5 separate regions of the Homo sapiens genome follow, and all the other regions are linked to region 5. A link is an interaction called in ENCODE POLR2A ChIA-PET data of the cell type or tissue named here. Cell type or tissue: MCF 10A. All regions are shown on one strand. Links, peaks and the distances in the headings refer to the core of each region. The heading gives the core; the rest is flanking DNA.

Evidence for each region. Peaks named below come from ENCODE experiments on the same cell type or tissue, not always from the same donor. Only the 100,000 strongest peaks of a DNase experiment are listed, where the experiment ranks them.
Region 1: POLR2A ChIA-PET joins it to region 5 with 5 read pairs; 1 of 35 experiments calls an interaction of 5 or more read pairs at or near these places.
Region 2: POLR2A ChIA-PET joins it to region 5 with 5 read pairs; 1 of 35 experiments calls an interaction of 5 or more read pairs at or near these places.
Region 3: POLR2A ChIA-PET joins it to region 5 with 6 read pairs; 1 of 35 experiments calls an interaction of 5 or more read pairs at or near these places.
Region 4: POLR2A ChIA-PET joins it to region 5 with 6 read pairs; 1 of 35 experiments calls an interaction of 5 or more read pairs at or near these places.

The regions. Positions count from the first base shown.
Region 1 is chr10:1,950,845-1,957,404 of GRCh38, forward strand. No RefSeq gene overlaps it. Among named protein-coding and RNA genes, the nearest start is that of LINC00700, 60 kb to the right of the region's middle. In MCF 10A, for the core only: no CTCF peak of the experiment used is centred there; a DNase peak (open chromatin) is centred at 3,677.
Region 2 is chr10:2,170,562-2,177,121 of GRCh38, forward strand. LINC02662 (long intergenic non-protein coding RNA 2662) reads right to left here. Exons shown (of 5, transcript NR_184092.1): 4 at 5,782-5,871. Among named protein-coding and RNA genes, the nearest start is that of LINC02662, 16 kb to the right of the region's middle. In MCF 10A, for the core only: no CTCF peak of the experiment used is centred there; a DNase peak (open chromatin) is centred at 2,990.
Region 3 is chr10:1,729,274-1,735,833 of GRCh38, forward strand. The region is part of intron 1 of ADARB2 (adenosine deaminase RNA specific B2 (inactive)); the gene reads right to left. Among named protein-coding and RNA genes, the nearest start is that of ADARB2, 5.0 kb to the right of the region's middle. In MCF 10A, for the core only: no CTCF peak of the experiment used is centred there; DNase peaks (open chromatin) are centred at 3,638 and 4,638.
Region 4 is chr10:1,974,946-1,981,505 of GRCh38, forward strand. It overlaps LOC105376346 (a long non-coding RNA gene), which reads left to right. Exons shown (of 3, transcript XR_930539.2): 2 at 2,376-2,475. Among named protein-coding and RNA genes, the nearest start is that of LINC00700, 36 kb to the right of the region's middle. In MCF 10A, for the core only: no CTCF peak of the experiment used is centred there; a DNase peak (open chromatin) is centred at 3,896.
Region 5 is chr10:2,116,450-2,123,009 of GRCh38, forward strand. No RefSeq gene overlaps it. Among named protein-coding and RNA genes, the nearest start is that of MIR6072, 44 kb to the left of the region's middle. In MCF 10A, for the core only: no CTCF peak of the experiment used is centred there; DNase peaks (open chromatin) are centred at 1,412 and 3,102.

The DNA of each region.
Region 1 (6,560 bases), core at 1,500-5,499, 170 kb before region 5:
GATATTTAGTACCAAGGTCAAGGTGAGCTTGGCAAGTGAGGAAGATGTTGGAAATATTTTTATCCTCCTAGCTCAGGGAGCAATCCAGCTCTCTATGGCTCTGTTGGACGAGGAAGGTGAAAACGATTTGTAGCTCTTTCAAGAGCGGCTGCTCTGTGTGCAGGCCCTCCAGATGTGGCCACTGATTAGCCTGCAGCTGATCCAGCAACCTCACCGAAGATGGGATCAGCTAAATGCACAACTTCACATTCCAGAGAAAATCAGAGGCAGAAAAAAAGAATGAAAGCTTCCCACTCATTTTTTTTTAACCTTTCATGTTGTCTCAACATGAGATAATTACAGGAGAATTGAGGTGATTTGTTATTTATAGAAGTATTCATGGTTTTATTCACCGCTCTTGGGACTGAAAGTATTATGCCCAAGTGAACAGTCCTTTAAAAACACTCAGCAACAATAACAAGTCTCTCAAGGTTATGCCCTAGCCTGTTTTTTACCCTTTATGTCATTTGTAACAACTATGGTCTCTGACATTTAGTTAATTAAATTTGCCCACAGTGTCTGACTTGGTTGTGCAGCTCCTCTAAGAATGTAATTTTTGAAGGTGGCAAGAAGAATGGTTAACCTTGATGAGTCGGTTAGCCACGGTAGCATGCTATTCAAGATGAGGGGAAAAATTAGAATCCTCGTACAACCTACAAATAAAAAGCCTCTGGAGAAAGCACAGATGTGGAATACTTATGATCTAGGCGAGGCTTAAAAAACAAGATAGCAAAAGAAATCAAACGCCTGCACAATTGCAAAACGTGCCCTATGCCAGTCAGGGATCGCTATTCACATTAGTTTAATGTACCACCTTTTTCTCTGAATAAGTTTTGCATACATGATTTTTAAATTATGGCTGTTTGAAAGATTTCCTTTGACTTGTGTTTAAGAAGTGTTCAATTTGTGTTGGAAGTTTTTATAAAAAGAAGGTGGTGACCTGCATCGGGGGCCCGTGCAGTTGGTGAGGACTGAGATGATCATGGGAAAGGTTTAAATATTGAATAACTAGGATGTCCTGATGGATTGGGAATGCGTAAGGGAACAAGAGAAAATTCATGAATTTTCTGAAGCCATCAAAGATGTTGGCTTGAACAATTGGAAGAATGGGCGTATCAACAACTGGAATGGGGAGGAGGGTAGGGGCACCGGATTCGAGCAGCAGGGTCTCATTTTTGAGCACATTCAGCTTGGGGTATCTAGGACACATCAGAATGAAGAACCAAGCAGGCCGCTGGATATATAAGGATGGACTGGGAAGTCTTTCAATATCTGGATGAAAAGCCTGGCTCTTGGTTAAAAACCTATGTGTGGTTTTCAGCCCTAACCCTGTGTGATGACAAAGGTTTTCCTGGAAGACTTCTTGGAGATGCTACCGTCCCCACAACAGACTCGGGGCACAGCCAAGCCCTGGGGTCCACCGCGGATGGAGCCGGCAGGTAAGGATCAGGCCCGCTGGCGGCCGCGCTCCTATCCGCACCCCTTATCCGCACCCCTTATCCGCGCCCCTTATCCACACCCGTTATCCGCACCCCTTATCTGCACTCCTTATCCGCATCCCCTATCCGCACCCCCTATCCGCACCCCTGGCCCAACACCTCCACTCCGAGGCCTCTTCAGGGGGTCCTTTCCCAGCGCGTCTCCTCTCCCTCCCTGGGACTCCCAGAGCCATAAAATCAGGCCCCGTCCTTAGGGCTCCGTCCCCAGTTCCGTGACCGGCCCTCTGCTCTGTGCTGACACCCAGCACCCTCCCCGGCCTCTGCTCCGAGGGGAAAATAAAACAGGGGCCTTCAGGCCTCACCGCTGGCTCACTCCATCGCAGCAAATCGACCGAGGGTCCTCTGCTGCGTCCTTGCGGCCTGTTGTCTTACTCAGCGGCCCTGACACCCGGCATTTATTTAAAGCCTCGAGGCTGGATGCGGTTGCGACAGCAGGGCGTGTTCAGAGGAAAGAAGGGGCTGGAGCCCGGGCACTCGGGTTAGGCAACGTCAAGGGGCTCGGGAGGAGAGTGGGCTCCGCCAAGGCGGTGGCTGCAGGGGCCACGTGTGGCCTCTTGGAACACGGAGGAAGGAAGCGCTGAAGGACGTAAGGACTGTCTGTAAAATCCTCCCTGACAAGGGAGGTCAGGGTCGGGATGTCCCCTTGGACGTGGCGATGCGGAGGCCTGAGTGACCTCAGGAGAGGGGCTAGGTGGAGATGACGCTCACGGAGGGTGACTCGGGAGACAAACCGCAGACAGTAGGTGCAGGTGGCCCTGAGAGGCGTCCTGCACAGCACAGCAAAAGCCAGGGTCCTAGTTAGTGGGCGAAGTGAGTTCCAGACTTTGGGAAAATAATCGCGTTTTGTACTGCTGTAAATGAGCGGAAGAAAGGGAGAGGCCGGGCGCGGTGGCTGAGGCCTGTACTCCCAGCACTTTGGGAGGCCGTGGCGGGTGGATCTCGAGGTCAGGAGATCAAGACCAGCCTGGCCAAGATGGCGAAACCCCTTCTCTAGTAAAAACACAAAATTAGTTAGGCATGGCGGCATGCACCTGTAATCCCAGCTACTCGGGAGGCTGAGGCGGGAGAACTGCTTGAACCCGGGAAGCGGAGGTTGCAGTGAGCTGAGATCGCGCCACTGCACTCCAGCCTGGGAGACAGAGTGAGACTCCTTCTCAAAAAAAAAAAAAAAAAAAAAAAAAGTTGGGGTGAAACGGTGATGAATAAGATGGCGCGTCGCAGGACGACGTGCTGGAGAAACTAGAGCTGCTGGGAGGAGAGGAGGATGTGGTCTGGGTCATCCCAGGTGATTTCATTTTCAGAACAATCCTGCTCGCACACTCTCAATCATCTGGATGGCCATCATTGAAAATGACTGATTCCAAATGTGTTTTTTAGTTTCTATTAACAACTGCATATAAATGATGCGCTAAAATGATCCTTTAAATCTGTCAGCTCTTCAAGGTCAAATCTCGCCCTGAAATTATTTTCTAGTGTTCAGGGCAATTAATAGATCATTAACAGAACTGTTGCTTAATACATATTTCTTGAATTTTATCATTTATTCTCCTGAAAGAAACATCACCTGACAATCGTAATTTTGTACAATGAATTTGGAATCTGGTGAGTTATTAAAAATAAATTTTAGATGGGCAATGTTGAGTCCTGGTGTACATGGGGGCAGCTGAGTTGCTGGAACACAAGAGCCACTGAAGGAAGAGGTGTCCCAGCCAAAGATAGGAGTAGGCGAGAAGCCTCGGTGCAGCCTAAATGTGAGGGGTGAGATGAGCTACCCAGACCAGCTATGATGCTAATAGGAGATGATGTCTGAATTTTAAATTCCTAGCCCTAGCCAAATATGTTGGCATTTTTAACCAACAGCTTTGAATTGGAATCTTACTGGAGAATAAGAATGAGAGGGCATTCACTGTCTGATGCAGAGTGTTGAAGTGGGATTATCACAGAGGGGAAGGTGAAACTCAAGTTAATGAAACTGCTATGTTGGTTTTTAAAGCAATTAGGAAAGATTTCCATTTCTAGAAATAAGGCAGGGCAAATATTTTGAAAAGAATACCTGCTACAGTTACTCCTTTCTGTAGATAACGCAACTCAATAAACGTCATCTAAAATTGGAGCAAGAAATGAAATCGGAAGCTGGCATTGCCAGAGGGTAAATGTTTATTACAGGCATTTGAGATATCTGATATGGAGGAGAAAGGAATGCTAAGCTGTGGGCCTGACTTGAACTGGGCAGGGAGGGAGGAGGTGAATCCATGATTCTTACTTTAATCTGGGACATTCAGAATATTTATATCCTTACTGAAAAGATCAACTAGAAATAATGTGTTGAGACAAAATGAACCTGAAAAGAAATAAGTTGTCCTTTGCAAGCTGTGAAAAATTAGTAGTGATAGCAATAGTACAGCTATGTCCTCATAAAGTGTATTTTTTGTTATAGAGCCAATATTTATTCCTGAAAAGGTGAGATTCTGCATGAATATGTTGAGGGGCTTTTTCCTATCATTTTAAATGTGAAATTATGATACATTGCATATAAACCTAAACCCCTAATGACTGACGTACAGTATAAATGAAATTCAATAAACCAGCCATACATAACCAGCAATTATTTTAGGAGATAAGATGCTTAAAATATCTTCTTAATCATTTAAAACATATATTTTGCTAACAAACAGTTGCTTGTTGTGCAAGAACATGGTCTCTCAGCATCACCAAAATTCAAGAGACATAATCCTTAGTGGACATTTAACTAGCTTCTCCAAATGTAAAAGCATGATTGCAATGTTCGGCCAATTTTATTTTTAATATACCTCAAGATATTTCTCACATTTCATCATGTTAGTAATGTACTGAGTTTAGGAGATGTAAATATATTTTTTCTATAAAACAGGCCAAAATAATTTATTAAGAGGAATTTTTTTCATAAAGTTTTGAAATTAACATAGTGATATTCTACCAATATTATATTCACTAGGAAGATAATCTGCAAGACATGTTTGTTATATGAATACATAACTTTATGCTGGGCGTGGTGGCTCACGCCTGTAATCCCAGCACTTTGGGAGGCCGAGGCTGGCAGATCACCTGAGGTCAGGAGTTCGAGACCAGCCTGACCAGTGTGATGAAACCCCGTCTCTACTAAAAATGCAAAAATTAGCCAGGAGTGGGGGCATGCGCCTGTAATCCCAGCTACTCAGGAGGCTGAGACAGGAGAATTGCTTGAACCCTGGAGGCAGAGGTTGCAATGACCTGAGATAGTGCCATTGCACTATAGCCTGGGCAACAAGAGCAAAACTCCATCTTATAAAAAAAAAAAAAAGAAAGAAATACATAACTTTAGGACAACTCTGACTTGGGTCAGCAGCTCCAATTTATATGATCTACACAGGACCAGCCAGTGGATGATTCCGTGAAACAGAAACCACCACTTTGGGAGTTGAAAGAAGAAATCTAATGTATCCTGCTGTTCTGAAACCATCACTTCCTATTGACAGGTTTTTGGATTTAGCTGACGGTAGGTATGGAGTTTTTTTTTATTTTAATTTGGAATGACATGAAAACGAATACTGTGGACTGCATTTTATGTGCTCATTTGCCCCCTGTTTATCCTCCCCAGTGAGGTGTTTGTTCAGAACTTTTGCCCATTTTTAATTGAGTTGTTTGTCTTCTTATTGCTCAGTTTGGATTGCTATTTGTATCGTGTGGATTCCAGTCCTTTATCAGATATGTGTTTTACAAATATTTTTCCAGTCAGTGGCTTGTCTTTTCATTCTCTTGGCAGTGTTTTTACTGAGCAGAAGTTTACGATTTTAGAAAAGGACAGTTTGTCATTTTTTTTCTTTTGTGGATCACGCCTTTGGTGTTGGATCTAGAAACTCATGACCAAAGCAAGATCTTATGGATACTCTGTTAAGTTTTCTTTTGAATGTTTTATTGTTCTGTATTTTATTTTTAGGCCTATAACACATTTTGATATTATTTTGAAATATGAATGTTCTAGTTTTGCATTTTTCTCATATGAACATTCAATTTTCCCAGGACCATTTTGTTGAAAGACGAACCATTCTCTGTTGAATTACCTGTGCTCTTTGCTCTTTTGTCAAAGAGCTCTTGACTGTGTTAGCGTGATTTACTTCTGGGCTCTGAGTTCTGTTCTGTTGGTCAATTTGTCTGTTCTTTCACCAATGCCAAGCTGTCTTGATTACTGCAGGTTTACTCTAAGTCTTAAAGTTGGTTGCTTGGTGTTGTTTCTCTGACTTTGTTCTTTTCCTTCAATATTCTGTTCGCGATTATGGGCCTTTTGATTTTCTATGTAAACTTCAGAATCAGTTTGATGATATCCAAAAAATAACTCACTTGGACTTTGATTGAGATTGCACTGAGTCTATCCATCAAATTTGGAAGAACTGACATCTTAACAAAAAATCTTCCTGTCCATGAAAATAGAGTATCTCTCCATTTATTTAGATTTTCTTTATTGTTTTCTATCAGAGTTTTATAGTTTTTAGATACAGATCTTGTACATAATCCATTCGATTTATACATGTGTATCTCATTTTTCTGCTATTGTAATTGATATTGTGATTTTAATTTCAAATTGCAAATGCTCATATTGATGATAGACGGAAGAGCAAGTGACTTATGTATGTTAACCTTGTATCCTATAACATTATTATATTATTTATTAGACCAGGAATTGTTATTGTTTTGGTCAGTTCTTTGGGAGTTCCTACATAAACCATCGTATAATCTGTGAACAAATACAGTTTAATTTCTTTTTTACAGTGTGTGTGGCTTTCTTTTCTTGAGGCCCTAGACAGGACGTTCAGTAGGATGTTGAGTAATAACCACAGGAAGAAACCCCTTTGCCTGGGTCCCCGTCATAAGGGGAAGATGGTCCATTTCTCAGCTCCTGATGCGATGCTGGCTGTAGGTGTTTGTAGCTGTTCTTCATCAAGTTGATGAAGTATCCCTCTGTTTCTAGTTGGCTCAGAGTTGTTTCATTCAGGGTGTTGAATTTTG
Region 2 (6,560 bases), core at 1,152-5,151, 54 kb after region 5:
GAAAAGATTGTGGGTCTCCATTTAGGCAAGAATGGGAGACCTTGCTAAATACAATGTTCAAAATAAATTTCAGGTTCATTAGTTAATACCATAAACACTGTAGAGGAAAATATTAAAGAATATTCTACAACACTGTGCCTTGGAAGGCCTTATTAAGTCAGGTACCCTAGAACAGATGACTCACAGATTTGATCTTGGCCAATAATCACAAACCAATTGCACCCACAAGCACACCTTAACACATGCATATAGCCAACTTTGTGTCAAAAAATACACAGCAACAGGTAGTGCTTGGAAGAGACCCTGACACATGCGGTGTTAGTTATTTTATTGTCATCATGGTCATCATCATTTTTATTACTATAAAAAGGTAGGTGAATTACTTTAAGAGATTTAATGGTATTAGTCTGTTCTCACACCACTAATAAAGAAATACCAGAGACTGGGTAATTTATAAAGGAAAGAGGTTTAATTGACTGACAGTTCCACAGGGCTGGGGCGGCCTCACAATCATGGTGGAAGAGCAAGGGACGTCTTACATGGTTGCAGGCAAGAGAGCCTGTGCAGGGGAACTTCCCTTTATAAAACCATCAGATCTCATGAGACTTATTCATGATCATGAGAACGGCACAGGAAAGACCCACCCCCATGATTCAATTACCTCCCACCGGGTCCCCCCCATGACATGTGGGAATTGTGGGAGCTACAATTCAAGATGAGATTTGGGTGGGGACACAGCCAAACCATATCAAATAATAACATCAAAATCAACTTAATATTTGTAGTACTTTTCACCATTTGTTACTGATGTCCTTACTGATCTCAGTTTTAAAGAGTTCTAAATGATTTAGTCAAACGGTATTACTGTGAAATGTATGGAACTAAACACTTTTCTGTTTAGCTACAGTACAATTTAGCAATATTTGAGATTTTTGAAAAATTATATATCAATAATTATTGTTATGGTATACTAATTACCAATTACTCATAGTTTATAAAAATAATGGATTTGACAACGTGATAATCCTCTCTGTTGAAATGGTTGAAATGATAATAATTGCATGTCCAGATTTAAGCAAAAAGCGTAATCAATGTTGCTAAAAGTTTCTCAAATTCGCATGGCAAAGCCCTCATCAGAATGTTGAAATTGCTTTTCTCCAAAAAATAGCCGAAAACCCTGGAGAAGCCACAGTTTCAATTTAACCCTTGATCAATGACATGCACTAAAACTAATTGGCATGAGATTTACAGCATTTAAAAAGTGAAAAATGTATCATAGCAGGAAAAAAGATTCTGCCCCTTTTTTGTTTGTTAATATGTACAAAACAAGATCCATTGATTGATAGCAATGAGTTTGTAGAAGCATTTGGGGGTTGTATTGGTTTTTATTCCTAATTTTGCTGAATGGCTGTTTTCAGGTTTTCCTTTAGCTTTTAGGGATGTAGTGTTAGAAAGGGGATTTTTGGGGATCATATTGTTTATCTTCTAGTGGGAAAGACTCATCATCAACCAGCTGTAAACAAAAGAAACATTTATCTGGCTTCAGAAAGTGATGAGGATGAGGGAGGAAATTAAACAGAGCAAGAGAAATAGTGATGGTGAGGAGGGAGAAGTTTGCTCTTAAATGAGGCAACCAGGGAAGGCTTCCCAGAAGAGGCAGTTCCTCAAACATAAGCCATCAGGAAGAAAAGCAATATTTTCAGCTTCTCTAAGTCCTTGCATTGTTAACATTTCTGGTTTTTTTCCCCCATGAGCATTTTGGTCAATAACTCTTCACTTCTAAATACTGTTGTTTTGTGTTTTCACTTTTCCTGTAAAATAGACATTTAAAGAATTAACTAATTATAATAGGCTATCTATATAATCACTATGATCTGGTATCATCATTCTGATGGTTTAAAGACTTTTGGAGCAAGACTTTGTGTCTTGTTCTACACCGAATAAAAACTATGCAGTTGCAGGTGCACCCACACAATGCACACATAGTTTCTAATATTGGTGATCCTTCACTTCTGAAACCATATGGAATAAGAACAAAATTACTCCTCTCATAAAAAAGTGTCTAACATATTAAAAGTATTTTTTAAAAGATTTCCAATTTGTAAAGAATGGAAAGGTTTGTGGTTGACCCATGCGCTCTCATTCGATCCTCTGCCCTTTCCCCTCCATAGTTCTCACCTTCCACGTCTCCCGGGAACAGAGCCTGTAACGTTATTCAGCACACCTTCTGTTGAGCAGAGCACCTGACTTCAAGGAATGTACAACGGCTTGCCCTGGCGAAAACCCAATTGTGAGCTGCAAAGGAGGACTATTTGATAGCATTCCCTTCTGTCTGTCTTTGAAGGCTGTTCTCAGTTGAGAACATATTGAAACGTGAATGATAGATACGTTTGTGAGTATTTTTAACACAGCCTTAATACTCACATATGCCATTATTTCTGCAGATAATGTGCGCCATTCCTCACAGCTAGGAAGATCATGAGTGTCATTAACGCTGTTTTTACACACTAAATTGGTCTGTTCCCGGACCCCTATCAAAGATGGGATGCTAAAAATTGTTTATCTCTAGAGACTGGATCAGGAATACAAAAAGGTTCCTGAAATAGGAAAAGCCTTGATTTGCACAGATCAATTTGCTTTATAAATGTTCCTTCTCTCACTCCAGAAGAAAGTAGACGCTTGCACGTTGAACATAAAATCATCTTGGCTCCAACACGATGGAGCAAAAAAGGTTCTGAACTTGCAACGCACATATTTGCAGGTTATAGTAAATCCAGGTTTCCCACCTCAATGACATTTGTTTAGACATCTGCATGTACCAGCTGGTAATGGTTAGTTTACTTCCTATCAATTCTGATTTTGAATTAGGCTTGTTAATAAGGATGGATGGAAAGCAGGTGTGGTAGTCTCTGAGCGGTTATTGGCATGTAATTGCTTCAGGCTATTGTTTTAAGCAGTTTCCATTTGTACATTGTTCCAAAGACAGCTGCCAGTAGCAGCTCAGCGAGGATTGCACAACTATTCCATGTAGGATCCAGTGACAGATCTAAACTAGTCATGAAAATCCTCCAGATCTGGCTTTTAAAACAGAAATGTTAATAGTAAACACAGACATGATAACAGCTGAACTGATGAAAAGGAAAAAAAAAATTGTCTTTTCAGGCATTTGAAGGACGTAGCTCTACATTTGTAGGCCAACTGCTTAGATTAAAAGTCTCAAAGTTTCACTATCTTTTGCAGCAAAATCAAAAGTAAAATGCAGCTGGGCACAGTGGCTGACTCCTGTAATCCCAGCACTTTGGGAGGCCGGGGTGGGTGTATCACTTGAGGTCAGGGGGTCTAGACCAGCCTGGCCAACATAGTGAAACCCTGTCTCTACTAAAAATATTAAAATTAGCCGAGCGTGGTGGCGCATACCTGTAATCCCAGCTCCTCGGGAGGCTGAGGCAGGAAAATCGCTTGAACCCGGGAGGTGGAGGTTGCAGTGAGCCGAGATCATGTCACTGCACTCCAACTTGGGCAACAGAGCAAGACTCTGTCTCAAAAAAAAAAAAAAAAAAAAAAAAAAAAAAAAAAAAAAAAAAAAAAAGAGAGAGAGAGTAAAGCGTAACCAAGATTAAAACGTATCTTAGAACATTGCTTCTGAAATGTTTTTTAAATTATTACAAATTTTAACTCGCTGATGAAACAGTGGTATACCAAGGTCGCCAAGGATCACAACAATCACGTGTTCTTCTAAGTCAACACAAATTAGTAAAATATGTGGAGATGCTGTTAAATGAAATTTTCAACACGAAATTTATGCCTGCTGTATATTATTTGGAAAAAAAAATGTAGCAGGATAATCAGTTTGGGGTTTGTGAACATGTTGAGTATCCAGATATTTTATCACCTGCTTGAAAATAGCACAATGGGCAATAATTGCATTTTAGGCGTTAAAAAGGAATAGGTTGAAGGCTTGGTGCTGTTGCCTTGATTTTCAAGGACAATTTTGAACATGGAGTTATAAGAGAAGGCTTTTCTGAAGTCCCTTTTTGGCTGCAAGGAACCCAGAAGTCAGAGTTAGCTTGCTTTATTCTAGCACCCCTGGCCACAAATGTGTCTCTCTGTTTCCGCCAAGTTAATGTCTTTATTATGGGATTCCAAAACACATCCTAGTGCCTTCAAGGTTATGCTGGTTGAGTTTGAGTGTGAGTTTTAGAAATGAAGGTGTGGAATGAAGGTGTGAGTTTTAGAAATGAAGTTCCTTGGCCAGCAGATCCTATATTTGTCAAGGGCTGTAATAATTGCTTTAAAAACACTGGGAAATGCCAGACTTGCAAGGATGAAGGTGGTCGCAGCTTGGCCAGTCAGAGAGCTGCAGATATGGCACAGATTGGCATCTGTATATACTTCACATCCAAGAGTGCAGTTGACCAGGGTGCTCTGACGCTGGGTGCAGACCACCGACTATCCAAGTATTTGCACCTGTTCTCTGCAACAGGCTACTATATGGGGCGATTTCCAATGCTTAAAAATCACTTCTAGTGTGGTATATTTGCTTCCAATATTATCAAAATATTCAAAGAGTATCTTAAGAAGTACTGTCTGCAGCACTGAGATGTTTGAATTTTTTGATGTTAAATTATTCTGTCACATATATTAACTTATAATTAAAACTATAGGGAAAACATTTTTTAGCAAAAAATATCAAAGCAAAAGTAAATATTCTTTCTTTTTATGAAAGAAACTATATACCAGATTACCATTGGAACTTGCAGGCTATTTCAAACATTCTTGGATGGAATCCTTGAATGCTTATGAGAACCACTGAGGTATGGTGTAGAGAACAGAGGCTGTGCAGGTGCATAGACCTCGATTGGATTTTAGGTGTCATATTCTACATGTTGGACTTTAAATAACTCAATTTGCTTCCCTAAGCCACTATTCCATACTTGTAAAGGTAACATGCATATCAATTTTTGTGAGATGATTTATGAGTTTATTAAAACATGCTGGAAACTTACCTTATATTAGATATTTTGCTAAGCACTTCACGTTTCTCCATGCAATTCATACAAAATCTATGATTCCCATACTATGCTTCCTTTTCATTTAGCAGGTAAGGATCTAGAAAGTGAGGCTTCAAGACATTAGGTGTTTTGCCTAGTCCTGAAGCCAGTCTGCAGATGCCTGTACCGGGTCACCTCACCTGATTGTTAAGACAAGCTGGTAAGCAAAGCACATGCTACCTAATGCCACATGCCACACAGTGTCTGTTCCGTGAAACCTACATATTTACCTTTCAGAAATGGCTATTTCTAATGTATTAGATTGGTACAAAAGTCATTGCAGTTTTTGTCATTAAAAGTAATGGCCGGCTGGGTGTGGTGGCTCACGCCTGTCATCCCAGCACTTTGGGAGGCTGAGGCGGGAGGATCACGAGGTCAGGAGATCGAGACCATCCTGGCTAACACAGTGAAACCCCATCTCTATTAAAAATACAAAAAAAAAAAATAAAAAAATTAGCCAGGCGTGGTGGCAGGTGCCTGTAGTCCCAGCTACTTGGGAGGCTGAGGCAGGAGAATGGTGTGAACCAAGGAGGCAGAGCTTGCAGTGAGCTGAGATCGTGCCACTGCACTCCAGCCTGGGTGACAGAGTGAGACTCTGTGTCAAAAAAGGAAAAAAAAAAAAAAAAAGCCAAAACCGCAATGACTTTTGCACCAATCTATTTCTGCAGACCATTAGTGGCTAGTGAACTAGATTAAGGTGTTTACCAATAAACAAAATAAATAGTATTACCTTCAAACCAGTGTGTAAAAGTTTTGTATGCTTTCTCCATCTTCATCCACGTTTTTCTTATTTGGTACCTTCTAAAAATGCTGCAGGGAGCTAACAGATGATGGAATAAACAAAACACTAATAAACTTGAAGTAACACAATCTTAGGAACAGAGTAAGACATTTCAGTGAATGCTTGAACCTGTGGCTATAATTTGATATTATGTGAACATTATTTCCTCGTATTCTTCAGTATTAAATTGTTGTTAGTTCATGAGGTGACATGAACCCTGTGGAACCCTCAGTATTGGGCAAAATGGCAGGAGTGCCAGTGAATTTGAGTGACAGCTTTCTGACGAGACCACTGAGTCACTGATGTCTGCCTTTCTGATGAGATAAGTTGGGTCAAAGCTGTCCTTACTCAGAACACACTGGTGGTTTTCCTGTTTCTTAGTTTTAAAACTTCAATTTGTGCTACTGAAGAATATGTCAGAATATTTATTCTGCAAAAAGGACATTAAAATTGAATTCACGTTGGGTTTTGGTTAATACAATTTCATCAAAACTCCGCTTTTAGACTGTGGTGAAGTTGGTCTTGGAACTGGATGGGCAGAGACTACAGATGCCATAAAGCAGGGTCCTCGTGGAACCTGCAAATAGCTGCCTCAACCACGCCCTAGCTGTCGGTCGGTCAGCAACGACCCCAGACCTTCTGCTCCGACAGGGGCTCCTCGGGTGCTAGAATTCGGTGAAAGAATTGAGCATGGTACGGATTACAGAGGGCTTGCCAGAGGTCAGCAA
Region 3 (6,560 bases), core at 1,700-5,699, 390 kb before region 5:
TAAAAACAATGTCCTTTTTAATTGTACACATCAGATAGTGTCTGAGCTTGTATATACTTTACATTTCTGTCCTCAGTCCTGAACACAGTCTAACACAAAGAGGGCAGGTACTTCCTTAAAGAATGTGGCTATTTTCACAGCTATAAGCCCAATGCAAGCACAGCATCTGCTCCAGACAGGGATGAGTGAACCCAGCCAGACTTGGGGTTTGGAGGAGGTCAGAATCTATTCTACTGATGTTTCTGTCATGTTTATTAAATTGCATTTTTTTCCCAAATGCAATTACACTTTTAGGAAATATTGCAATTATTTTAAAGAGAGGACATTTTTATACTTCCGGTGGACTTAAACTAATAAAACCTGCTTTTTGTTTAATCATTATCAGCGCCCTAGGTATATGCTTTGAGCTCTCCTGCTATGGGTCTCAAGTCCTGCTTCTTAGCAACAGTAAGGACCCTCTACTCGTTTGTTTTTAGCCATAAGAAGAGATTTGACTTGGGTTAGCATTTTCAGGTAGGAGGAGGCTCCAGTTTCTGAGAACTGAGCTCCCCATCCTATTTTAATACCACCTTTGAGAAGACGTATTTGAGAAATCACATCAGACATTAGGGAAATGATGAGGCAGAGCTTCTGTCTGTCGGCAGTGGGAAACAAGAATCAAAGACTTCATCTCAAATAAATGGAGCAGCACAGATTAATTAAATCGATAAATTCTCCAAAGCACATCCTGGTTAAGGGGTTTAAAGGAATTCTTTCCATTATGTGCAAATCACCTGAAGGTGTTGAGCTATCATTTGGGCATAAGATTCACTCCATCTATTAGAGGCCCTAGAGAAGTGGGTTTACAAATAGATTCTGAGCAATGTTCATTTTATTTATGATCCAAATGGCAAAACAACAGCCACAGAGAGAAACCTGGATCTGTTTTGCAAATGAGTGATCTGTTGCTGGCACCGTTAAAAAGACGTGCAGTGATGAACGTGGCCAGATTTGAGTTAGAGATCCGTAGGAGTGAGACGGTACTTAACACCAAAAATAATAACTGCCCCCTTTCACCTTTGCATCCCCACTGCTGGGTTTCTCTTTCTGATCCGTGGGAGATTTTGCTTGTACACAGTGTGGCCCTCTTCCGCGTGAGGCTTCAGCTGGTGTGACCATTTGCATCAGAACTGAATTAGCTGTTTAGTTACACAAACACGAGGGTCCTAGTTGCCCTCTGCCTTGGAAGCAGCTCAACGAAGCCACCTGAATGCCACAATTTTAAGTGTACACAGCTGAAAAAACTTTCAAAAATTTCACCTCTTAGAGAGTTGAAATAAATTTCCTTAAAATCTAAGTCACCTGAGCATTTATATCATCTTTCTCTTCGAACTTAAGCACACATGTTACTCTTCTTTTTTTATAGGAATGCATGATTTATTGGACACTATTTCTTAAGTATAAAATCCCCTCCTTAATATAAATATGGAATTTAGATGATCTGTTCTGCTATGTTTTCAGATTAAAAAACTGAACGTTAACTATTGATCATTTTTGTAATTTAAAACAGATGATACTAAATTCCAATATATATGTATTTTATAACCCAAAGAGGACTTACCAGACATTTTCCTGCCAGAAACTAGATACTAACTGTATTCATTCACCATCAATAAAATAATACAATGTAATTATTTTGCTGCTCTTCCTACTCAATACCTATGACTAGAATAAAAGGTGATTAAATATCCACAGTGCATATGGAGGGCCTGGGAAATTCAGATTAACTCTTTATTTCCAAATATAGATCGTTCTTCAGAAAAGTCTGCTATCTTTGCAAATGACCAAATTTTAGGGGCTGGAGGGAGATTGTGGATCTCTTGAAAAGCAAACATGTCAGTTTCTAAGTTGCTAATATTTGGATGTGGTTTCCGGGAAAATGGATTCACTCATAAACTTGCAGATGGAGATTCAGGGCCTACGAGCCCTGTTTGCTAGGGCGTTGCTTAAACAATGTCAGGCAAGCAATCAGATAAAATAGCCCCGTCCTCCATTCCTTTTAAATCAAATAAACGAGTAAATAAAAGCCCAATTTTAATTGCTGAACAGGGATGTCTTGATACTAAGACAGTAACATATGCAAGCAGAGAGGAGTTCTGGCTCCAAGGTCCTAAATTTCTCAATGTTCCCTTCCCTTCCTGTTTTCTAAAGTCTCACCAGAGCACGTTAGCTGTCCCTGTGAACCAAAAATTTTATAAGCATTGTTTCTTCTCTTTTTGAATGTAATGTCTCTATTTGATATTGGTATGTTCTTAATTGAGTTATATCAAAAGCTAGGAATAAACAATCGCCTTTGAAAAATCAAGTATTAAGCAGCCTCTGTTTCTCTGAGTGGAGAAAAAACTTTTAATTGTACAGATAGAGGTTAATTTAGTTTCATTCTATTTGCAAATACTTAACAACACGAATCAGGTTCTCGGCCACACACCAGGCAGAGTGCAGCCCCTGCTGCTTTTCTTGAGCTATCCTAACCACAGAGACGGCATCAACACACAGTAGTTTGAATATTCTGTGAAGGGCAGCCAGGCTTTTCATAGTTCACTTGGCATTCATTCACCTTTATTCGTATATTCGGTTTCAAAATGGCAATAAGCACTTATAAAGTCTTGCTTACAATGTGGAAAATTATCCTTTTAGAAATCTTGTGAGCTAGTAATTAAGAACCAAATTTAAAACTGCAATATCTGTTTTGATATAATATTTTTAAATGATGAGAAACAGAGTATTACAATAATTTTGGTTTTAGGAGTTGTTCAAAATTGTTCATATTGCAAAAATACTGACATTCATTTTCTACTATTTTGGAAAAAGAAGTAGGGGGTATAAAAATTGCTCAAATGTTTCAGCTGCTTTTACCGTGTATATACATATACATACATACATAGTAATATACATGTATATATATAATATGTATGTGTGTATATATATCATACTATACAGATGTATAGTTTTAAAATTGAACATTAAATGCTTTTAGGGCATAAGTTATCTTTTCATGCCTCAAAAAAAAAAAAAAAATTTCCTTTTCTATGTTTCCTTACGTAATGCGCTTCTGAGATGGTTCTTCTGCAGGAACCGAGTCACCCCTGTTTAGATATGGATACACGAATCCCATATTTTTATTCTACATTCAAACTCGCACGTCATATCTAATGCCCTTGAAGCAATCTCCAATTACTGTTATTACATGGGTCACTAGAAACCAGAGGCACTGATACAAAATTTTTAAAAAGAGAAAGGGGGAAAAAAAGCACCACACAATTAGGTGCTGGTTAACGGTTGAATCAATTTGATTTTATCAGTAAATCCAGCCCTTCCTCTTGAGCTGTCAGTGAGCGAGATAAGCGGAGGATGTGGGGCTCCGGCCGGCGGTGCAGGACTGTGTCCCTGGCCAGCCAGGGTGACACCGGCGGGGACGACTGTAGCATTGCAGGGGCTGCGGAGCCCACGGCCGCTCTGCCCTCATCCTCAGCACAATCTTTCTATTTCATTAATTTTTCATGGATTTTCATTTCACAGCAAGCCGGCGTCTGCCATCCATCTGCTCGACTTATTTTGTTCCTTTTGCCAACTTTTTATTTGCATTTCACAACATTCAGCAACCTGCCCGTTCTCCACACCTTCCCATGAGTCATGGCTTTACTTTTATAGAGCTACCTCGTGCTCAAAATGTATTTTCAAGTTTCTAAAACTCTGTATAACCAACCACTCTAGAACAATACCTAAATTTCAAGATAACTTATTTTGCTGTCAAATGCCTCAAAGAGGTGTCCTGTGCCAAAGCTCAAATGCAACCCGACCGGCCCCGGATGATTGCGGATCCTGCATGGCCAGTCACCCCTGAAGCCCCTTCCCCTTTCCACTCTGTGAAGATTGACACGCCGCTTCTAAAACCCCAGCCTCCAATGTACCTTGTGGAATCAGCTGATTTTGGATTGGCCCTCAATCTATTTCCAAATATGTTTGCCTTGAAACAGCCTTTTTCAAAGAAAAATTCTGGAAACTTCAGTCATTTTACACATTGTACACAGTAATGGGTAGAAGATTAAAAATATTTCATTTGCAAAATGCCTTTCATGCCAATGCATAGCTTCTTTTAGAAAAAAAAATACATTCACAAAAGAGAGAAAAACAGATAGACAAAGCAGAATATATGCACTGTTTTAATAACTAAAAACATTTAAGAAATTCCTCATACATACTACCCTGAAGTTATTCCAGGGTTCAGAGAATTATTGGCATATTTTAAAGTGATTTATTTTTATATACTCTACTGTTTTGTTGAGTTCTGCCTCTTAATCTACCTGGTTGAACGGATATTAACAAAAAAAACCCTTTTTCTTTATTATTTTTTGGTTAAAGTGTATCCTTTTTTAATACGTACACATTGAGCTATTTTCTAATACAGGCAGATATTACTCTATATAACCACATAATATGGATTTTGTTGTACATAATTACCAAGAACTATAAAATAAAGTGCAATCTCCTGGTACTGTGTGAGAAATGAACTCCAGGGGTATTTAGTGATGGCAGGTAACAGTCTCCATAACCTCCAAGTGCTACTATTTTCCGAACGCCTCTGAGTGAGGCAGGCGCGGGACACACTGACGTGTCTGGCATGTGTCATGGGATATGAACGTTGCTTTGCCGCGATGTAAAAATGAGAGAGATTTTCCCTGTCCTTCTCATAGTTTTTTTTTTTTCAGCAGCTTGTTTTTCTCTTATATGAGAGTCAAATTTTGGCATTTTTCATTTACATAAAAAATTTAAACCATTTATGAATAATTTCTAAAAGAAAGTCCCTGCTGAAAAATAACACAGAAAACACAAAATTGTACAACACTAGGTCCCAGTAAAATAACAGAAGTAGGATTGATGTGTGGGGAGACATATTCTGAGAACCTTCTTTAAAGTTTATTTGAGAGAGAAATACAGGTTCCTGCCAAATAATACCTGAAAGTCATATTCTGTGACGAAGGTGTTTTTTTTTTTTTTTTTTTTAAAGATACATACAGCTGCCTTTGTGGCATAGTAACTAAAATATAACTTCTACAGAAAAAAATATCATTTCCAAGACTATGGATTATACTTAATGAAAGTATTGTGTCCTGACCACCCTTCAGTGGTAGCCCCGGCATGCTTTATTTCAGAGCTCACAGATCATTTTGATAAGAAGCATATCATGCCAAAGTCACTCTCAGAGTCACACATAGAAAAGGAGCCAGATGTCACCACACTGGGAAATTAAAGTTATCATGCATCTTCAAAAATGATTCTTGTCCCTTAGACTAGGTAGAAATACGCATCTGACAGGCAACAGGGTCAGCATGTATCTTAATTGTCTTTATTCCCCCATAAGAACAGCCCTTACCTTGTGCTTCTGTCAGTGTCTTCAGTTAGCACCTAATAGAGCCACACTAAATTCCTTAACAGTCTCTCATACACACGTGGATTTTAAATTGTGGCAAGTATAGAGTTTTAATATCAGATAAGCTTAAAATTGAGGTTATTCTATTCATTTATGGTTGTTAAGATTCATGACAATTAGAACATAATTTAAACTCACCATTGTTTTTATAAAATAAAAAATATCAGCATCTGTAATAACTAGGTATCATAGATGAAGTAATCAATTCCCAGGAAAATGCAAATAATTATTTAATGTGTCTCTTAGCTGGTTACTTTACCTTTTAATTTGATCAGTTACATCTACATGGTTAACGTTTCCCCAAAAATTGAATCTTTAGCCGTTTGATTTGACTTTCCTATCAAGATAGCTGCCGGCAGGTGCCCTGGGAAATTCTCCCGCACGCCAGAAATCTCTTCGTAACAGAAATCAGTGTACAAAACCTGAATGCCCTTTCCCGCTTCAATTTTTGGCTATGAAAATTAAGGGACTTGACATATTCAAAATAACCAAGGTATGGAAATATTTGCTATAGGAGTTTTATTTTGAATTGCTAAAGTTAAGTTTATAGCAAATGAAGTCTTTCCCCAGATTTCCTTTTTCCCCCTAAATTGAATACTTTCTAAGCTAGCATGACTGACGCTTCCTGGCAAGGCAAGTGAATTTGGAGAAAGGCAACACTTTCCTCCTGTTTATATTTATAAAATGCATTATTGCGAACTATTACTCCACATTCTTCAACTCTAAATATTTAAATAGACTAATCAAAAAATATTGGGAAATGTGAACATTTCAAGTGTAAAGATGATGCTTCCTTTTTCCTCTTTTAAAAGTCATATTCATTATTCAATCCGGTGACTTTCTCAATATCAATGCCACTTTGTGTTGGCATTATCTTTGGAGGACACTAACAGGTCTGTTTCAAAATGATAATTTCAAACAACAAAGTGAATCGCAAGCGCACACTTAGCAGCTGAGAGGTAAATGAGAACCACAACATCACCTCCCTTCTGAAACCAAAGGCTCCAAAACCTTTTGAGGAAGTTGTGGGGGCCAATCCCTCCCAGTGGTCCTGACGTTCGGTCATAATGAATGACTGTTTGCTATTGAC
Region 4 (6,560 bases), core at 1,750-5,749, 140 kb before region 5:
AACAGTCAAAAAAGAAATTCCAGATAGTCTGCCTCACAAAACCTAGAGGCAAGTGTTGCTGGGGACAGAGTACTTACTCCAGTTGTTTATTTATTTTTTCTTTTCTGAGACAGGGCCTCAGTGGGTTACCCAGGCTGCAGTGCAGTGGTGCAACCACGGCTCAGTGCAGCCTCCATCTCCCAGGCTCAAGCAATCCTCTCACCTCAGCATCCCACGTAGCTGAGGTTACAGGCAGGGGACACCATTCCCGGCCTCCCCAGCTATTATAATACATTGGCTCCTCCAGTTGCACAATTGCCTTCATAATGAGTGATGTGTAATGAGCATCGCTAAACCCACCAAATAATCTTCCACAACTTTACCAATGGAGAAGCATCCCCTTTTCTGTTTATGTCATGATTCATTCATTATCTTCCTTCTCTGGGACTTGTAGGCAACTGCTTTAAATGGAGTTGGTGAAAGGACCACGTTTGGGTTGTTGGCCAGTGTGTTTGCATTGGTCATTGTGATTCTGTGCAGCTCTCCGAGTTGGCCCTATTTCCATACACAGATGCAGGAAGGAAATCGGCCACAGAACAACAAAACGAAGAAGAATTCTTTGTAATCTTTTGAGATTCAGAGTTGCATTTTGAAGTTCTCAGGAGAGCTGTAGATAAAAAGGACCATTGAGTCTCAAAACCTCAAAATCTTATTTTTTTAATTGTCACTATCACAGTTTTTGTCATAAACAAACAAACAAACAAAAAAACACAAAAATTTGGGCCAAATGCCTGATATAGCTGACCATCAGTTTTTTCCATCCTAGGGCTAAATTAATTAGGAGTTGATTAGAAAAAAGAAATAAATTTTAGAGGAAAATGTAGTATGCCTGAGGAAAAGTGAGTTGGGATGGTAATTCCAAACTAGGAAAACCACAAATTGATTCAGACATTTCTGAATTAATTAAGATTAAAATCTGCAAGATCAGGGGAATGGGAGTTAATGTACACATTATATTCAGTATAAAAATTATGTTTTGCATACTTGAGTTTGTAACTTGAAAGACTCATATGCGTTTAAAAATCATTTCACATCTCTGTAGTTACTACATTACAATAATAAGTTCTTAGTTCTTAATGGTCAAATAATCTAATTAAGTGCACAAATATTTGAATAGAGAATCACACACATGTATATAACAAATTCAGTCTACTCAAAGATGTGTAAGCAGAGACACACATACACTCACACACACATGCACACGTGTGCACACACACACTCCTTGCAGTGGAGTTAATACTCTAATTTCTAGTTTATTTTTCACTGCCCATATTTTACTATAAACAGGATGAAATCAGAGACTCGATTTCTCTTGCTGAATTTGAAGCCTATTGTCAAACCAGTGATTGGCAAACAATAGGTATTCACTAAATGCTATACATTAATAAATCAATTAATCGATTATTATTATATATCTTTATCTATTATGAAGAACAAACCATTTCTTCATGCCAGTTTCTGGATGTGATTGGGTAGGCAAACAAGAATTATAGTAAAATAAAATACAAATTATTTTATGAATCAGGTAGATCATGGTGGTTTTTTTTTAATCAAAAAATAATATCCTAATATATCCTACAATTTAGGGGTCAAATTAGTTGCATTTCACTTTTTGTACATATTAATCTAATAATATTCCTAATTCAATGTATTAACGTATTATACATGTATTAATGCCATTTTTATGCTTCATGAGACTTGATAATCTTTTTTTTTTTTTTTTGAGGTGGAGTCTTGCTCTATTACCCAGGCTGGAGTGCAGTGGCATGATTTCGGCTCACTGCAGCTTCCGCTTCCCAGGTTCAAGCGATTCTCCTGCCTCAGCCTCCTGAATAGCTGGGATTACAGGTGCCCGCCATCACGCCAGGCTAATTTTGTATTTTTAGTAAAGATAGAGTTTCACCATGTTGGCCAGCCTGGTCTTGAACTCCTGACCTTGAGATTCACCCACCTGGCCCTTCCAAAGTGCTGGGATTACAGGCGTGAGCCAGCTTGCCTGGCCAAGGCTTGATCATCTTTGAAGGTAGTTAAATTTCATGAGCAGGGGTTGGTTGGCTTCCTGAGGCTGCAGTTCCTCTGCCATCTTTCTGGAGTCTCCTAAGTGTGTGTTATGCTAAAATCAGGGCAGGTTCGATGTGCTCACTTCCTCAAGCTTCTTCTTTTGAATGGTGACTGAATTCAATGGTCAGTTTATCGGTGTATTAAACCATGATATGGAGACAGTATCTGTTCAACTTTTCAGCCATGCTTCAGTTCTTCCCAGCACTCTGATGCCTCTTATAAATATAAATGCAGACGAAAAGAGAAGTAAGCTCAGAGTGGAATTTTCTCTCTAGGAAGCAATTCAATCTCCGATCACTTACCCCAGAGTGAGAAAAACATCTGAAATTTATAGGACGTCTTTTGAAATGACCCTCCCCTCCTCTCCTGCACTGGGTGAGTTTCTAAACATCCTCTTCCCTTTTAAACATTTCCGTCTTTATACTGTATGCCCTGTACTGCTCCTTTGTGGAAGGAATATGGCTAAAAGACAGCATGTTTTTCCAGCAGGTTTGCATCAGGTGGGGCTGTTCTTATCACTGGAAATAAATTGGCCAATCCTATTGGGTGGGATTTGTGTTAATATGAGCCCCACCAGATGGATGAAGCAGATTTGTTTATCCCAAGCAGAGGACGATTGCTCTTCTCTCTTTTTTAACTGGATTTGGCCTTGTGCTCTTATAAGCCAGAGGGGCACATTAATCCATAATACTCTAATCTCACAGCCCTGTTTTAAGCCTAGAAAGTCTATGTATTTGTGATTTTGTTTCATTTCAAGTAACAAGATCATGAATAAAAACAACAAGCATAGCCCTTCTGTTCTGGAGGGTGGCTGACATATCACATCTCTGGGAGACTCCTGGCAGCTGTGCTCTGTCTTTTTGGTGAATTCACAGACTCCTTCCTCAGGACAAATATTTTGGAGCACAGTTAAATGGATGCATCTGTAATCAATTGCTTGTCATATTAAAGATTTTATTGTTGAAACAAGCCCATCTAATTCTTCATATAAATGTTTCTGTGTGTGTATTTGAAATAATCCTGCTGGGTTCGAGTATTATATAAGGAGAGGCTGACATGCATAGAACTATCTATTTCCTGAAGCCATGATTGCATTTTTGTGGGGCTGAAGAGTACAGGCTGTGCTTCTACAGCAAGTGCACTTATATGAGCTCATAGATATAGTAAGTTTGAGGTAAGGCAGACACTGTGAGGTATAACTGAAATGATTTCGCCTGGCCAGCAAGTGAAGATATAATAACTCTCTTTGAGGCTGACACCTATAAAAAGCTGCTGCAATGGGGAAAAAAGAAAAAACAAGCAACAACAACAAAAAGCCTGGTACACAAGGGCAGGATCACATGTCTGTCCTGTCTACATGTGTGAGTGTGAGAAATCCCTGAGTGCTATAGGAAAGTTTTCTCCAGCCTATTATTTTTAAACTCACATGTCTACTACCACCTTAGTTTTGCTACTTTCACATAAACGTTTGATCACCCACAAGAGTTTGCAGAGTTGGAAAGAGGAACCCATTAAACTATTAGAAAAAAAATCAACTCTGAAATAAATAGGAGACATAGACATTTGGCTATTTGAGATTAGCTAACTGCATCTTTTTAGGCTTCACTTATTAGTCCTCAGCATATTATCCTCAAAATGAGGTGCTTGGGCGGGGCAGCAAGGCCTCTGCATGGCCTTGATGATGCCTCACTCTGGAATTCATGCCCTTCTGCAACCCCTCCCTTCAAGTCGGATCTGTGCCTGCTCCTGACAAGTATGGCAAAGGTGATAGTTTATTTAAGATTGCAACACATAAAATTGCAGTTTCCATGCTGCTAGCAACCCTCTTTACTGCCTTCTCACCTTACATCCTCTTTGGGGATGGCCTCCAGCCAAGAGCCGCTAGGAATTAAGGCCCTCAGTTCCCAGCCTGCAGCAGCTGCATCCTGCCAACAACCAATCTGCTTATCCACAGGTCCATCCCCAGGCAAACCTTCAGATGAGACCTCAGCCCTGGTCTACATCTTACCACAGCTGTGAAGAACCCTGGGTCCATCTCAGCTGTGCCTGGATTTCTGACCCACACAAATTCCAGCATAATAAATGCATGTTTTTAACTTTATATTTACAGGCTGTCCAATCTCTCATTTTAACTATTCTTTATTTCTAAGGCATACAATCCAGAAACACAGGGTCTGGAGCTATGATACTTGCATTTGAATCTTACCTCCCCCAGTTACTAGCTAGCTTGCCTTGGGTTTATTACTTAATCTGTGTTTTGTCTTAATTTTCTCTTCTTTATGATAGTATAATGTTTGCCTTAGGGTATCATTGTGAAGATAAATTGTTGTTAAGATAAATGAGTAAAATGCTCAGAAAAGTTCCTGGCACAATAAAATTTAAAAGTGAATGACCTGTGATCAGGATTATGCATCAAGATGTGAGAAAATCCTTCCTAAGGATGTTAAATATAAATTCACAAGACTCGGGCACTTTGGAGCAGAGGCCAGGTGGATGGGAAGAAGTGGGCACTTCGGAGCAGAGTCCAGGCAGATGGGGGGAAGCGGGTGCTTCGGAGCAGAGGCAGGCAGATAGGGTTCATGCAGGTGCAGGATTCTTCACTTGCCTGCAAAGGGGATTGCTGTCAGAAGCACCCATGCCTCTTGCCTTCAGATTTTCATAAGCAAAGATACTTCAGGATGCAAGAGGAAATGCACACTGCTAATGCTGTAGATTTGTTACTCAGTAAATGCCCAGCATCAGAGCTCCTGGGTTTTACCTGGTGAAGAAATATCTACATGCCAAACAGAATCATTACTGCCTTCATTTCAGAGGTTTTCCGAGGGACCTGGGAAAGTTGTCAGTGCTGGCAGTAGAGATGCCACACCAGCAGTGTTCAAACACTTTACAAGTGCTGATTCAATACATGAGCAAATGGATGAAAATAGAAACCTCACATTTGTCTGTGGTTTTTAAGCCTCTTTCCACTGCCTTAAGGAGGTTTTGGGCATGGCAGCGAGTTTCCCATCTACCTTTTAGGGGATGGGATGACCACACAGGCAAGGGCAGAACATGACGTTTCAATTTTTGCACTAGCTTAAAAATAGGTAATCTCGTTTTACACTCTTCCCATCCTTCTCCAGTTGATAGTGCAGTTTTATATTACCTTAACTTTACAGACATGGTAATGGGTTCAGAGATTATATGCAAAGACGCTGAAGACTTAAACCAAGTCCTTCACTCAATTGACAAACACAAGTATTTGTATTTTTAAAAATGCATTTAGTGTTACTGAGCATTCTGTAGATATCAGGGTCTCTTATATTTTAAAACCTCTATATAAGGTCCACTTTTACTACAAGTCAATGACCCAGGGCAAATAATTTAGAAATCAGGATTCTATTTTCTCATCTGTGAAGCATTTAAATACCCATTTTATTGAATTTTGATGAGAATTATACAAAAATCATGTGTCTCATAGGTTTGACTATTGTACACAATTTTATCCACGCATATTTAAAATATTTTTGAAAAACAGAAAAATGATATGGCTGTTAACATAATACAGTTTTGAAAGTGAACTATTATTGCAGATGCAAGCTGTCTCATGCTGCCTCCGTGTCACTCCCACACCCTGCACTGATCTCCAGAGTCAAAGCCGTTCAAAAGTCTTACTTGTGCTTTTTTTTGGCACAAAACACACTTCCAGATTTCTCAGTGGTTTGCTTATACTGTCAGGTACTGAGGCACTCATAGACCACAGCTATAGAATCCATTCTGTGGAAGAAGACAGAAGCACTTGGAATTCCTCCTCCTGCCTAAACATACACACTTCAATAGCTTCTTTTCCCATATTCTCAAGTTAGCCGTGTCATAAGTTTTGGTTAAATCCTTCGTGACGTTTACATTAGCGTGACTGTGTACCACTATGCGTTGTCAATCCCCTTTTTTCCTGGCATATTTTAATTGCTTCTTTTTTTTCCTTTTATCTCATATTTTGTGTGTGAGACAAATCTGCCATTAAATCTCAGCATTTTAGACAAATCTATATTTTTAAATGTTTTTCAATACGATGAAAACGGTAAGGTAATCTGTCAGTTCCCAGTCTCTCATTCAGGAGAAGACACTCCTGGGAACGCGAACCCCCTGGCTCCAGTTTGCTAGTTCTCTGGTCCCGAGGCACAGAACTTCCTGCAGCCCTCTGTGTCTTCCTGGGATGCTTTTTGTCTCTGTGTAAGCTCCAACACTTGCAGGATCCAATGTCTTTCGTCTTATTGATTTGCTCCTCCGTTCTGTGATCCACATTTGCTTCTAGTGGAAGAAGAAATGGAAGATAATTATTGATACCTTTCATGTATAAAGAAGTCTTCCTTTACTTATCAATTCTGTTAATTTATCAAACACTAAAAAGTCCTTGTTTCATGTCAGGCATGGTTCTAATTACAGATATTAACTTAATAATTTCTTACTAGTTTGCCGAC
Region 5 (6,560 bases), core at 1,181-5,180:
GAATTTAAACACTGCAGATGGTATCCATAGTTTGTAATTCTGTATGTTTGAAGAGGGCGGTGTGTCCTCCAGCCTGTGTGTGCAGAAGATGTGGATTTTCTTCAGTCAAACGTGTGCCTACTTCCACAGCTGTTAGAGCTGCCTTCCATTTTGTGACCCAGGAGCTGACAGCAAATGGCAAAGAATAGCAGCTTTTGTTTAAAATAATCTTAAAACATGCATTTTCCATGGGTTTCTTATCTCTGGCCCATGTGGGTTTACCATAGAGTGTCAACTTCCCACCCCTGTGAGTTCTTCACACAGAGTCATCTCAAGGAGCTTTTCCACATTGTTTGATGTTGGCCGACTGGCTTTCCAACATCAACCTGGCTTTGCCACTGGTTTAAAAATAAAGTAAATGTGCTGAAGCAGTCACGTGTGATTTGATGTTTTCTTCATGACTCTGATTAAGAAAATTGACCACACACAGTGTGCTATATGCACGATTGGGCCCCCTTCTCCGTTTCCCTACCTCCACCCCCTTTTCTGTGTGTTTGCACTTCCTCTCACCAATGGGTGTGAAATGGGAGAGTTCCCTGATCCCCCTCACAGGATGTGTGACAGGGGTGTGGCTTGACTGTTCAGTGGCAGCTGCTGCTCTAGCCCCTGATGTTGGGGGGAGCAGACAGATGGACAGGTGCAGGAGCTCAAGTGGGCATGCCCTTTTAGCCCTGCCATCCTGGGATGGCGTGAGTGTTAGCCAGCTCAGCAGACCCTCTGCCTTTCTGCAAGGACAGAGGACCAGTATGACAGCTTTCTGTATCCCGAGCTCTTGTCCAGCATCCCAGAAGAATCAGATCACACATGGACGGGAAGGACGATGAGGGAGTTTTATTGAGTGGTTGGAGGTGGCTCCCAGAGGGATGGATGGGGAGCTGGAAGGGGGAATGGAGTGGGAAGATGATCTTCCCCTGGAGAATGGCCATCTAGCGGCTGGACTCCTCTCCAACCGCTCACAGCCAGACTCCTCTCTATGTTCAGACAGTCCTCCTCTTCTCTCTTTCTCTGCCACGTTGTTTCGCTGTCTGCCTGCTTGTCTTCTCATCTCCTCACCTGCTCATCTGCCTCTGGAGCCAGGGGTTTGGGGTTTATATGGGTATAGAATGGGGGGCATGGTGGGCCAAAAGGCAACTTCTTGGGCACAAAAACGGAAATGCCTGTTCCCACTTAGGGCTGCAGGTCTCCAGGCTTGAGGGTGGGGCCTTTGCCGGTGAACTGCTCTCTTCTACCCAGTATTTCCCTGTCTTCTGTTGGTATCAGTAGGGTGTGTTTCTGCATCAAGGCCTGCATCAGCTATGTGACTGCATTTGGTGGAAAGAATGAGGAAAGCCAGACATGCCACTCCCAGCCCAGCCTCATAGGTTCCTATTGGCACATCCCCCATAACCATGAGAAGAACATGCCTAGGCTAGCCCAAAATGCTAGGCCCAGGGTGAGAGACTGCAGAACTCAGCTGCCCCAGACAAACCATGTCCTCCATCCACCTGAGCCCAACCAAGATGTCTGGGAACAATGAGTGGTTATTGCTGTATACCCCTGAGATCTTGTTATACAGCAAACACACACTGTTGCAAATAATATGAATTTTTAAATTAGACCATTTAATTTTGCACTTTGTAACTGTCTGACTCCTCACCTGCATGACGCCTCCATACAGCCTTCAACTGCTATGCAGAAGTGCTCCTTGAAGTGTTGGCCATGTGGGCCCCTGTGTTAACTGAAGGCACAGATGGTGGCTGATCTTCCTATGTCTAGCACTGATATATTCATTCTGGGGCTTCCCAAATGCTCCCTGAAGGAATAAATGATAGGGTCCCATCAGGTGTAATAATCGTACCTAGGCAAACAAAGCGTAGTGAGGGAAAGAGAATTTGCATATGTTAAGAAAACAATTCTTCATGTTTACTGCTCTTTAGAAACTCTGGGATGGGAAGGCTCCCTGCCTCTGCCTGTGCACACTGCTGTGGAAATGTCAATTCCCCAATTAAGTGCTGAAGATGGAGCCCTGCTCAATTCTCCAGAGGAGCCCTGAGCTGCGCTGCCCTGGGAAGGATCATTTTCCTTCTCTGGCCCTCCCCATTTGGTCTTGTTAACATGTTTACAGCTTCAGTGCTCTGTATGTGATGGTATAGACAAATGTCTTTCCTCAAAGCCTGGGATAAAGGATTTAGAATATTGTAGAATAAACATGGGGTGATTTCTAAGGGTCATCTTTTTAGAGCTTTCTCCCTTGATTTGGAGATGTTGGATGTTTTGACTTGCGAAAGGTAAATAAATCTTGGGACCCTAAAATCACTAAGGCAAAGGCAAAAGTCAAACTGGGAACTTCTTAGGGCAAACCTGCTTCCCATTCTATTCCTATAAGAGATAGCTACTAAGATAAGAAAGCTACATACCTCCCTCACGAGGAATTTCCCTGTAGACAAGGATGGACAGAACTCAAAGTCACTTCTCTGCTCACTAAGATAAATGCATATCTGATTGTCTCCTTTGGAAAGGTTAATCAGAAACTCAAAAGAATGCAACTGTTTGCCTCTTACCTACCTATGACCTGGAAGCCCCCTCTCCGCTTTGAGTCGTCCCTCCTTTCTGGATGGAACCAGTGTACGTCTTACACATATTGATTGATGTCTCATGTCTCCCTTCAATGTATAAAACCAAGCTGTTACCTGACCACTTTGGGCACGTGTCATCAGGACCTCCTGAGGCTGTGTCATGGGCGTGCATCCTTAACTTTGGCACAATAAATTTTCTAAATTGACTGAGATCTGTCTTAGATATTTGGGGTTCACAGGCTGATGGCATTGCACCTGGCTTGGGTATTCCTTATGGCCTGGTTTTAAATCCCATGATGCTGGGCAGCTACGCAGAATAGCTTGCACTGACAAACCCTTCTTTTTGCTTTAAGTTTTTGGAAAACTTAACAATGGAAAGATGCTCATGTCTACGTTCTCTGTGAAAATCCCCTGACTCTGCTGAACTGGGCTGGCCTGCAAATCTGTATATGGTGAATGAATCATCGTGGTATCCTAGAACTTGCTGTACTCTCAGTGAAGAGGCATCTTTGCCTGGGGTAATATCAGAGGTTCGTTGCAGCTTGCCAAGGAAATCAAGGACACGTACACGCACAAGGAGTGAGTTTAGGAATGGAGGTTGCATAGGCAAAAGAAAGAGAAAGGAGAATAGCTCTCTCTCCTGCAGAGAGAGAGGTGCCTGAGTGGGTCTTCCAACCCACAGAGAAGTGCATGGGACTTTATAGACTGGCTTGAGGAGGTGGTGTCTGATTTCCATAGGGCCCAAAGATTGGTTGGACCACGTGTGACCTCTACATAGCGTGAGAGGAAGCTGGTGCCCCACCTTAATCTTTTCTTATGCAAATGAAGAAATGGGGTCTTTGATTGGCCAATGCCCTGTTGTCTTCTCCTTACTGTGCACGCGATTGGCCAAAAAAAGGGAAGATGGAGCTGCCATGTTGAACATGCCTGGCTCCCAGGGAGCCCCTTTCTTATCAGCATAGCTGCCGGCATTCACCCTTCAAGTGTCCAGCTTGCTTATCTATGTTTACAGCTCGATTTTACAGGTTGTTTTTTGTTAGAAAAGAAATTATTTGGGGGCTGCTTTTTATTGAAAAGGAAACCTTACTGAGGGACTCCCTTGCCCTCACTATTTGCCTAAGTCATTTCTTTTTATCTCCTGTATGATGAGTATTATGTCCGCGTGTTCACCTTTTTCCCCTAAATTTGTCTGTAAGCACCTTGTGGAGAGAACTTTACACATCTCATTTTCCCCATTTTGTCCCACACAAGACTCAATAAATATTCATTAATTACCCCACAGGCCTGTGCCCTATTTCCCTCTGTTAACTTTGTTTTAATGTTACTGGAAATTGAATGATGCTTTTTGGTATTTCATGTTCAAGAATATTTCTACAATAGTTACTAGGATAATTCTTTGCTGAAGAACGTGACTTTAAAAAAATTAATTAATTGCCTTTTTAATCAATAATTTTTAAGCATAAAGTAAAAACTCAGAAACCTTTTTCCAGATAAAGAAGAATCAACTCCTACGCTAAAATGTAGAGAGAAAAAAGCTGACTTTTGACGGCATCGTAAAGTTGGTATTTCCTTGAGTGCAGGAGAAGCGCAGTGGCCACGGCAGGTGATAATTTTCTTTTCTGGTCCTGCAGGCTACTCTCCCTTGCCTGGAAAAGCCTGGATTTTCACTTAATTTCTTTTGAAGGGCAGACAAATTATTTCTCAGGTCAGCTAATGGTGGCAAAGCATATTTGACAAGTAACCACCTGGTGGGATCAGAGGCTCCAAGCATGTTTTTAAGCTAAACTTTAAAAACCTCTCTCAGCTGGAACCTTCCCTCCTGCTCAGAGAAGTCTGGCCAGCACCACTGGCTGCAGGAGGCCCTCGAGGCTCAAGTGGACCGAGCGTTTTAATTACTGAGGTCGCCCAGCCCTCTCGCTTAATGACCAAGACCAAGCATGCGCTTTAGAGCCTTCAGCGGTAATCACTCAGCTTCCAGAAAGACAGGAGCCCTCTGAAAAGACATTGAGAAGCAGTGACTGCCTCCGACTCACAAAACGTTCCATTCTCTTCTCACAGCTGAATGGCAGTGATGAAAAGTTTGAAAAAAACATCTGTCATGTTAAGATAACATCACTCGGGGCAGTGGATAAGCTGAGATTCCTCTTTCTGTCCAAATCTGTTCACCTTAGTACTGAAAAGGTGGTTGTCCTCGTTAATTTTTGGTTTTAATTCTCCTCCTCCAAATTGAGAAAAAGAAATGAAAGAGCAAAAGATTGCCTTAATTGAGATGGAGTGACAGTGATAAACATATTTACCCAGCATTAAATAGCTGCCAGTGGCCAGGCGTGATGGCTCAGACCTGTAATCCCAGCACTTTGGAAGGCTGAGGCAGGAGGACTCTTTGAGGCCAAGAGCTCAAGACCAGTCTGGGCAACATAGTGAGACTCTGTTCTGTCTCTACTAATAAATAAATAAATAAATAAATAAATAAATAAATAAATAAATAAATAAATATTAGCTGGTCATGGTGTCATGAGCCTGTAGTCCCAGCTACCTGGGAGGGTGAGGAAGTAGGACAGCTTGAACCCAGGAGATTGAGGCTGCAGTGAGTTAAGATCACACTCCTGAATTCCAGCTTGGGTGACAGAGCAAGACCCTGTCTCAGTAAAGAAACAAAAGAAAAAGCTATCCCTGATTTTTCTTTTCTGTCATACAAAAGTGAAGAAATGTTTCCACAAATGAAAATGCAGTTTCTTTCAATGTAAGTCAGTAAGTATTTATATAGCATTAACTATACTATATTCATTTTGTCAGGTTCCAAGTAAAACATTTAGAAAAGAAATAAAATATAATACAAGTCTTAAGAAACTGGTGATGAAAGACCTAACAGGTAGGTTCTCTCAAATAAATACACATTTTCAAAGAATATGCACTTAAGTTATATATATTTCATTTTCAAGATGTGGCATTATAAATATAACTAATGCCACATCTTGAAAATAATTATAAGAACGTTTACTTGAGCTTTTCCATCTTGGATGTACCCCAAATGGCCAACTGCCCTGCTCTCCCATTTGGCCTTTGTCATTGATATTGCTGCAAACTGACGTCTGTGCTGCTCTCGGTCCAGCAGCCTTCACACCACACAGTCTCCTCTTTGGCAAATGCCGCCCTGCTAAGCCTGAGGAGAAAGGCATTCATGGTAGCAATAAATATGTTCAATATTTCATTGCAGTTACTCCCTAATCTTTATTTGATATATTGCCTGCGTGTATCAGGTCCAAATATTTTGAAGTTTCTGTTGAATCAAGTTTAGCCTAAAGGGGCTTCTATACATATTTTAAGTTTGGCCTGAAAGTTTCTCTGTACCTTGTGAACCACAGCCTAAATGGATATGTAGACAGACCACAGCCTATGCTTATGCCAATCACTGAATTTTTGCCAATTAAAGGGGGCTGACCATTCAAATAAGGTAAAGGCTGAGCTGTAACCCGTGTGGCTGTCTCTGTGCCTCGCTGCCGTTTTCCGTACGTTCCTTTCCTTTCCTTTTTCTGTCCAAAAATCTTCTTCCACCCTGTGGCTGCACTGGAGTCTCTGAGCCCAGTCTGGCTGGGAAGGCTGCCTGATTCATGAATCACTCATTGTTCAGTTATACTCTTTTAAATTTAATTTGGCTAAAGTTTCCCTTTTAACCATTCTAAATCTGGGATCTTAAGCTTACTTGAAGCTTATATAGTTATCTTTTAATATCTTTATGTGTTTACAGTTTATGAATCTCTTTCATACAAGTTATCCCATTTGGAGACCATACATCAATGCTGGAAGTTAAGGAGAACAAATAGCATGCTTAAAAATAATCAGGTAAATGACTCAGAGAGGCTAATGCATTCATCCAGGGTGATACAGTTGATGGTCCTGAACTCCGGGGAATTAAACATTCCATTCCAACTTACCTTACTGACCACTGCACATGCTGTGGGACCT